Linked DNA regions of Homo sapiens: region 1 is linked to region 2. A link is a loop called in an ENCODE intact Hi-C map of the cell type or tissue named here. Cell type or tissue: natural killer cell. All regions are shown on one strand.

The links. A loop is a pair of places that touch in the nucleus more often than their neighbours do. Peaks named below come from ENCODE experiments on the same cell type or tissue, not always from the same donor. Only the 100,000 strongest peaks of a DNase experiment are listed, where the experiment ranks them.
Region 1: it touches region 2 in a loop (9-fold over the local background); 1 of 110 quality-filtered maps calls a loop at or near these places.

Annotation. Positions count from the first base shown.
Region 1 is chr3:187,826,730-187,830,729 of GRCh38, reverse strand. No RefSeq gene overlaps it. Among named protein-coding and RNA genes, the nearest start is that of BCL6, 83 kb to the right of the region's middle. In natural killer cell, no CTCF peak of the experiment used is centred here; a DNase peak (open chromatin) is centred at 1,539; H3K27ac peaks cover 935 bases.
Region 2 is chr3:187,992,449-187,996,448 of GRCh38, reverse strand. LOC107986166 (a long non-coding RNA gene) reads left to right here. Exons shown (of 5, transcript XR_001741061.2): 5 at 1-2,176. Among named protein-coding and RNA genes, the nearest start is that of LINC01991, 18 kb to the right of the region's middle. In natural killer cell, no CTCF peak of the experiment used is centred here; a DNase peak (open chromatin) is centred at 2,178; H3K27ac peaks cover 2,039 bases.

The DNA.
Region 1 (4,000 bases), 170 kb after region 2:
ACTGTTCTGTAAGTTTGAAACTACTTCAAAATAATTTTATTTAAAGTTACATTCTCTTTAATTACCTTCTCTTCCATGCAACCAGGTTCACTAGGCAGCAGCCATACCTCAGTCAATAAGAGAGGACAATCTCTGCCCTTGTTGAGTTTATATCCTAGCAGGCAAGGGCAAATATTAATCAACACAATAAATATGAAAATTGTCTGCTGTGTTCGGAGGTGCTAAGTCCTATGGGGAAAAAAAGTAGAGCAGCATGGAGGGGTGGGGAGCAGAAGTCCCAGATTTGGAGTGGGGAACAGGTACCAACTTGCAGGCTGATATGTAAATAGCATGGTCAAGGTGGGGCCTGGGGGAGAAGGTGAGACATGAGCAGGCTTGAAGAAGAGGAGACTGTGAACTGAGCATATGTCTGTAGGAAGAGTGTGCCAGGGGAGGGCAAAGGACTAAAATAGGAGCACATCCTAGGAACAACAAGGAGGCCAGTGTGGCTGGAGCAGTGTGGTCAGCTATTGGAGTACCTGGGAGAGTAATGGGAGATAAGGTCAGAGAGGCAATACAGGGTGAGTCTTGTAGGGCCTGGTAGGCTATTTTGAGGACTTGAGTTTTTTTCTCAAGAGTAATGGGGTACCAAGGCAAGGATTTGAGTGGAAGTGTGACATTATCCAATGCACATCTTAAGAGGATTATTTTCACTACTGTGCTGAGAATATACTAAGGGGCACAGGATTGAAGCAGAGAGAAGCAAGGGTTGAAGCAGGTAGTAGGTGATCACAATATTCCAGGAAGAAATGCTGGAAGTTTGGATCAGAAGGATAGCTGCAGGTGGGGAAAAGCGATTGGATTCTGGATACGTTAAAAGTAGAGCCAGCTGGCCACAATGGCTCACGTCTGTAATCCCAGCACTTTGGGAGGCTGAGGTGAGTGGATCACCTGAGGTCAGGAGTTCAAGACCAGCCTGGCCAACGTGGTGAAACCCCATCTCTACTAAATATAAAAAAATTAGCTGGGAGTGGTGGCACGTGCCTGTAATCCCAGCTACTTGGGAGGCTGAGTCATGAGAATTGCTTTAACCCGGGAGATGGAGGTTGCAGTGAGCCGAGATTGTGCCACTGCACTCCAACCTGGGCAACAAGAGCAAGACTCTGTCTCAAGAAAAAAAATAAAAAAGTAGAGCCAACATAAGTCTTTTAAGCTTTTTGACCTAAAATCCATCTCCAAGGCCCTTTCTAGCCCTAAAATTCTTTGACTGCTCTAGAATATCATCATCATCTCCTCAAACCCCTCTGCCCAAGTGTGAAGAGAGAGGCAGACATTGTGCTACTTTTACACTTACAGATCGAAATTCTCTCAAGTGGCCTGAGGTTTCTGGGATGACGTTTGCTCGGTCTTATTTCATGCCTGAGTATAAATACAGCACACAAGAAAAGGTTGTCTTTCCCTCAATCAGAGGAACTGCCAAGCACAGATCCAACCCACAGGGACTATGGAGAGGCCGGAAATGTCAAAAAGAGAAGTATGAGCATGAAATTGTACTCCCTAATGAAACACCTGGCCCCTGAGAACAAAGTCCATCCTGTCACTGTTCTTGATTGACAGGTGTATGGTCTGTCACTTAGGCAACACCTCTTATCTGCCACTTGGTCTCCCCAGCCCAGTGATTCCCCTTCAACCTCCCCTCCACATTGTCACTAGACACACGATTCCTAAGAGCAGTGGAGTGGTCTCTGCACTGGCATTCTCAAAAGCCCTGCCCTTGCCCACGAGTACCTATGCTGTATCACACCTTTATGAAGGACCCTCTTCTTTAGAAAACCACCTCTTGCTCCCCTAGATCCCCCAGTCACTGGCAGAGGCCATCCAGGTGGGAAGAAGGGTGAATTCACTTTGGAGGAACTGCAATCTCTTGACCTCAATTCCACCTTGGCAGTTTCTGTGTGATACAGCCTTCTTCACTTCCTGCCCTAATTGCTGTGCAGTGTTACCATGGGCTGTTAAACAGCTGCCACCTTCTACCCCAGACCTAAATGCCATCCAAGGGCAGGTAAAAATATTTCTCTTTTCACAGAGATTGTTGGAGGAGTCTTCTAGAAGAAGCATGCTAGGAATTGTGCAGCATCCCAGGGGCCCGTCCAGTGCTCCTGGCCTGTCTGGCTCCCTTGCCTTGTTCTTTGGGGTTGGTCACCCTGCCAGCTCTCCTTCCCACAACCACCCCTTCTGTGCTTCCTTCTTAAAGTGTATGGGTGGGGCTGAGAGTTTTGTTCTGGAATCATGGAGGAATAGAAAACATTTCAGCTGACGGGGCCTCAGCACTCATTCCTTCGTTTAATAATCAGTGGAACCTGTTTCTTTCACCTTCCAGGTAAACCTGATCTGGAGTTGTATATAAAGTATACACAAGCAAAGCACCTTTGGTGGAAGACGGGTCAGGAGTCCTACTTTAATTGTCCTCCAACCACTCTCAGAGATTTGGAGGCCAAGATACCAACCCCATAAACTCCTAATTTTTTCAAACCTTTTCATTTTGCACCTGATGATCCTCGAGGTAGAAAGTCTTATCCCAACTCAGTCAGTCAAAAAAGGGCCTGGATTAGGACTCCAGTTTCCTGACATTCAGCTCAGTTGCTTTAAAGAGCTCAGGCAATTACTTCCTGTTGACCAGGTCTGACAAAAGAAAAAACAAAATAAAATAAATAAGTAACGTGATCAGGCGTAAGACTATCAGGTGCAAAGATCTCAGGGCTTGGCTGTAGAGCACTGGGACTGCTGGTGGCCATGGTACCAGAATTGCTCCTCCCAGCTCACCACAGCCAATGGCATTCCCCTCCTCTGGTCCACTTTCAGTGAGGTCATGTTGGCAGCTTGACATTGGCTGTGGTGGGAAATTAGCAAATACCACAAGAGGGGAGATCTCCATCCTCTCAAGAGCTGGTAATTAAACATTTTCCAGCACACCAGTGGCTTAGGGGTATGCAGTCCTGTCTACCAAGTCCTGAAATAGACCTTCTTGTGGAATATGAGATGTTCAGGGGCCAGGTGCAGTGGCTTGCACCTGTAATCCCAGAACTTTGGGAGGCTGAGGTGGGCAGATCATTTGAGCCCAGGAGTTCGAGACCAGCCTGGTCAACATGGTGAAACCCCATCTCTGCTAAAAAAAACAAAAATTACCTGGGCGTGGTGGCATACACCTGTAGTCCCAGCTACTTGGGTGGCTGAGGTACGAGAATCACTTGAACCCAGGAGACGGGGGTTGCAGTGAGCCACTGCACTCTAGCCTGGGCAACAGAGCAAGACAGCCTTAAATTAATTAATTAATTAATTTAATTAAAGAGATTCAGGGACTAGTCATGATGAATCACTCAAGGAGAACTTTGGAATGGTCTCATCCATAAATGACAGACTATAATGCCTAAAAATCTCTCTGATAAGGTATATGGGCCAAGCAGCTGGGTAGAAGAAAATAGAGAATGGTGAGGAATGTGGTGAAGCATGACTGTCTCTTAATTTGCTAGGGCCGCCATAACAAAGTATCACAGACTGGGTGGCTTAATTTAGTGTCTTACAGATCTGGACACTAGAAGCCCAAGATCAAGGTGTTGGCAGGAATCCTTCTGAGGGCTGGGAAGAACGCAGCTGCTCTACATCCCTCTCCTAGGCTTGTAGATGATGATCTTCATGTTCACACGGTGTTCTCCCTGTGAGCCTACCCGTTTCCGTGTTCCAATTTCCCCCTTTTATAAGGACATCAGTCATATTCGATTAGGTCCCACCCTAATGACCTCATTTTAACTTGATCAGCTGTGTATACTCCCCATCTCCAAATAAGGTCATATTCTGAGGTACAAGAGGTTTGGCCTTCCACATATGAATTTTTCAGGGACACAATTCAATCCATAACATACGGCAGGATGAAAAGAAATCTGAGGGTCAGATCCGACCTACCAGCTGCCGTGATGTAGTCTACTCACAAATTTTATAGGTACGGAAACTAAAACTCTCAAAG
Region 2 (4,000 bases):
CACTTGTTTCTCTCCCTCTTTGATTTTTCTCCAAACTGCTTGGGGTTCCAGAGGACAGCTCTTCTAGAAATGTCCCTGTCTTATCTCACAAGGCCTGCAGGAAGTGTATAGTCTACAATCCCAGCCATGACATAAACACCAGTCTTTCTGAACCACATGCAGCATTGCCCAGCTCTGGCATATCGGAAATGAGAAATGGCTATATGTTCTGGGGTATGACTGCAGCACTGTGTGCAGGGTGCTTACCAAGCATTAGGGCCGAAAGGGGTTGAAGACTCCTTCAAACTCTTGTTTTCTGAATCAATTTTTACCTGTTTTTCTTCTGACCCGTCCTGATAAATTTTCAGATAGCAAACCTTTTGGTATAGTGACAGTCAAAGTCATTTGCAAAGCATAGAATAAGTGGTTTAGATGCTTAGGTATATTTTTCACTTTGAATGTTCATTCTGAGCCAGTTTTGTTTATGTATTAAAATAATAAAATAAAGGATTAAAGCCATGTTTCTAAGTTGAATGAAAAATAAGATCTATGCATATTTAAGGGTGTCTCCAAGCTACCCTTAGTCATGCTCCCTACACTTCAGCCACTGGATGCCTTGCTGACTCCTGAATAAAGCATGTTAATTCCCACTTAAAATACTGCTAATAACTTCTTCAGTTTGATATCAGTGCTTTACACTCTTACCATAAAGAATTCTAAGCTGGGCATTTCCTGAATTGAGTTAAACCTATCATGTTCATGATCTCACTTATCCCTCAAAGGGACTTATAAAATAGATAGGGAAGAAATGTTTACTTCCATCTTGCAGATGAAGATACTGAGGCTCAGATGAAATGGCCACCAGCTCAGGGTCACATGATATTCTAGATAGAAGAACAATGGGTCTCCTGAATTCCAGTCTAGAATTCCTTTCTCTATATTGCTGGGATTCGTGCTTAACTCTCCCAGATTTGGATTGTATGTTTGGTCACTGATACTTCCTGTCAACATAAGTGAAAGCACCTGGTTGCTTCTTGCAGGGGTAATGACCACATAACCCCTGCATCCCTGCACTTCCCCACCTTGATTCATGCTGTTCCCTCTGCTGGGAATTCTCTCTTCTCTCCTCTGAATGGTCAACTCCTCCTAATTCAATTTTAGGCCAACTGAAATCACACCTACTCTTTGATTAATTTTCTTTTGTGTGTTGCCATAGTGCTGTGCATGCTTCTGTTACAGCACATCAGTGGGCACCAAGCTGTAGCCAGGTGTCTCTCATGAAGTCACAGAAGGGAGGGAATTCAGTGACAAGCTAGAGGAAATGCTTGTTGAGATCCAGGAACAGTCTTTGTTTTTATATTTTTATCACTTACCACAGTGCCTGGAATATAGTAGATATTTTTTGACTAAAAGTTGCTCAGGGCCTGAAAATTAGGCTGCTCCTGAAAAGAAATGAGATGGCAGACAAGGAGTTATATAATAAAAATGGAAACTAGGATCTTAGGCTTCAGGTTTCAGAGTGGATGTCTTGAGGCATTGGATAACTTCCTACAGTTCTGTGAATCATGAGATGGTTATGAACTCTTTGGAGCTGAAGGGACTCTTCGATCCTTTTTGTAAGATGGGTCTACCGGCATTTCCTGTTCTGAGAGAGCATGAGGTCCCTCAACTAATGCCTTGAGAATTGAATGTTGGTTTGCCACTTACTGTTGCCTTAGCCCCGATTTTTCCTTTAACAAAGTGTCAAAAAGAACTTTAGATGGAGAAAATGAATTGAGTGAGGGAAAAAGTCCATGAGTCCCAGAACAACCTCCAGTTTGGTAATGATTTATCCTATTCTATTGTTAATTTTGCAATTAAGCAAGAGTACTTTACATGCCTGAATGACCCATGGATTGTATCTTAATCAAATTAATGTGTCTGCAACATAAGACTGATTCAGTCTTCAACTATTAGAATGACAAATGATGCAAAAACCTCAATTTTTTTTCTCTCCTTTCTCTCTCTTCTCCCCACAAAACCCTCTATCATGAAAGGTCAACTGACTGAAAGTCTGTTGCTTTGATGGCTAACATGAGATCCTATTGGTTAAAAAGTAAGAAGGCTGGCTACCGCCCCTCACTCCACTTCAAACCAACTGTATGTGTATGTGTGACTGACTATGTTTGTAAGTTTGGATTAAAAAAATTGTGGTTAATTCTTCTTGTTGTGTACTTCCTGCCACTGACATTTGTTGCTGTTGCTGTGTAGTGAGGTTGAGGCTGGGTGGGAGAATCAGATACAAATGACCTATATATTTATTCCCCAATTTTGACTACCCCTCTCAACCACTATTCTTGGAAAACCTGGAAAGTAGAAAACGATGGCCAGGAATGCCAGCTAGAAATTGCATTGCCCTGAACCAACCCCCATGACTTTGGGTCATCTTAGTTGATAAGACATTTGAAAAAATATGACTCTGCTTAATAAAATGGCATACTGTTTTTTTAGATTATAAATCACAAGTAATGATTTTTTTTAGAAACAGGCCTTTGTGGTTTGAGTTATGGTAACTGGGATTTAAACCTCCCTAGACTCTATTCAATCATCTTTTACAGTAACTTCAGTAAATAGTCTCTCACCCTTGTCCAATCCATTTCCACAATTAGTGGGATACATTTTTTAAAATGTTAATTAGATCACAACTCTTCCCTGTTTAAAACTCTTTGATGGGCCGGGCTCAGTGGCTCATGTGTATAATCCCAGCACTTTGGGAGGCCGAGGTGGGTGGATCACAAGATCAAGAGATCGAGACCATCCTGGCCAACATGGTGAAACCCCGTCTCTACTAAAAATACAAAAAAATAAAAAATAAATAAAAAATTAGCCAGGTGTGGTGGCTGGCGCCTGTAGTCCCAGCTACTTGGGAGGCTGAGGCAGAAGAATCACTTGAACCTGGGAGGCGGAGGTTGCAGTGAGCCGAGATAGCACCACTGCACTCCAGCCTGGTGACAAGAGCGAAACTCCTTCTCAAAAAAACAAAACAAACAAACAAACAAACAAAAACTCTTCCATGGCTTCTCACTGTACTTAGAATCAAGTTCAAAGTTCTTGCCATGGCTTAGAAGGTCACATAGTCTGCCCTTGCCTTTCCCCTTGACCCCCTCTTTTGTCCTTCCTCTTCTATACTGGCCACCCACTTTCCAGTCTTGGGGCCTTCAGGCTGGTCTTGATGCCTGCTTGCCTCTCGCTTTTTTTTTCTGGCTCACAGCATAAGGATCACTCCTTCAGAAAGGACGGATCGGACCCACCATGTAGGTTATGCCATCCCTTCTGTTATGTTTCTTTACACTATCGTATACTTTTTCTCTCATCACAAATCATAATTTGTGATTTTAGATATATTTCTGTGCTTATTTTTTATTTTATGACTGTTCGCTCAGTAGCCAATAAGCTTTATGCCTGCTTTGTTTGCCTTGGTATCCAGTTCTGGGTATATAGGAGGAGCTTAATGAATATTTATTGAAAGAAAGAATGGGCAACCCATTGACTTTCATAATACTTAAAATTCCTCAGCCATAATATGGAAATAGTCTTGTCATCATTATTCTACAGCTAGCTATGGAATTCATTCTGGTATTTGTTTCACACTGAACTTTGAGATGTTAGGATATCAATTGACTATGGAAGAAACATGAGACAGATAGTTTTTTGTTTTTTCTTTCTCCACTCCATTCAAAGTTCAGTAGCTCATGCAGTAGGGAGTAGAGACAACCCCTGTTCTTTAACCCATGAAGAACATGAAGGGTAACCACACCATTGTGACATCTCCCTTTCTGTAACCCTGTTAGTTACTGTCTCTGCCATTAACAAGCCAGGTAAATTATGAAGGAACACTTAACACTTTTAAGTCAACAGTTGAAGCCTTATTCCTCACCATCTACCTTTTCTTTAGAAATTTCTTATTGTCTAAATAACCTTGGAGAGATTTAAAAAGATGCTCAAAAGTTGTTAGAGAAGATACTAAGTGCGGAATTCCACT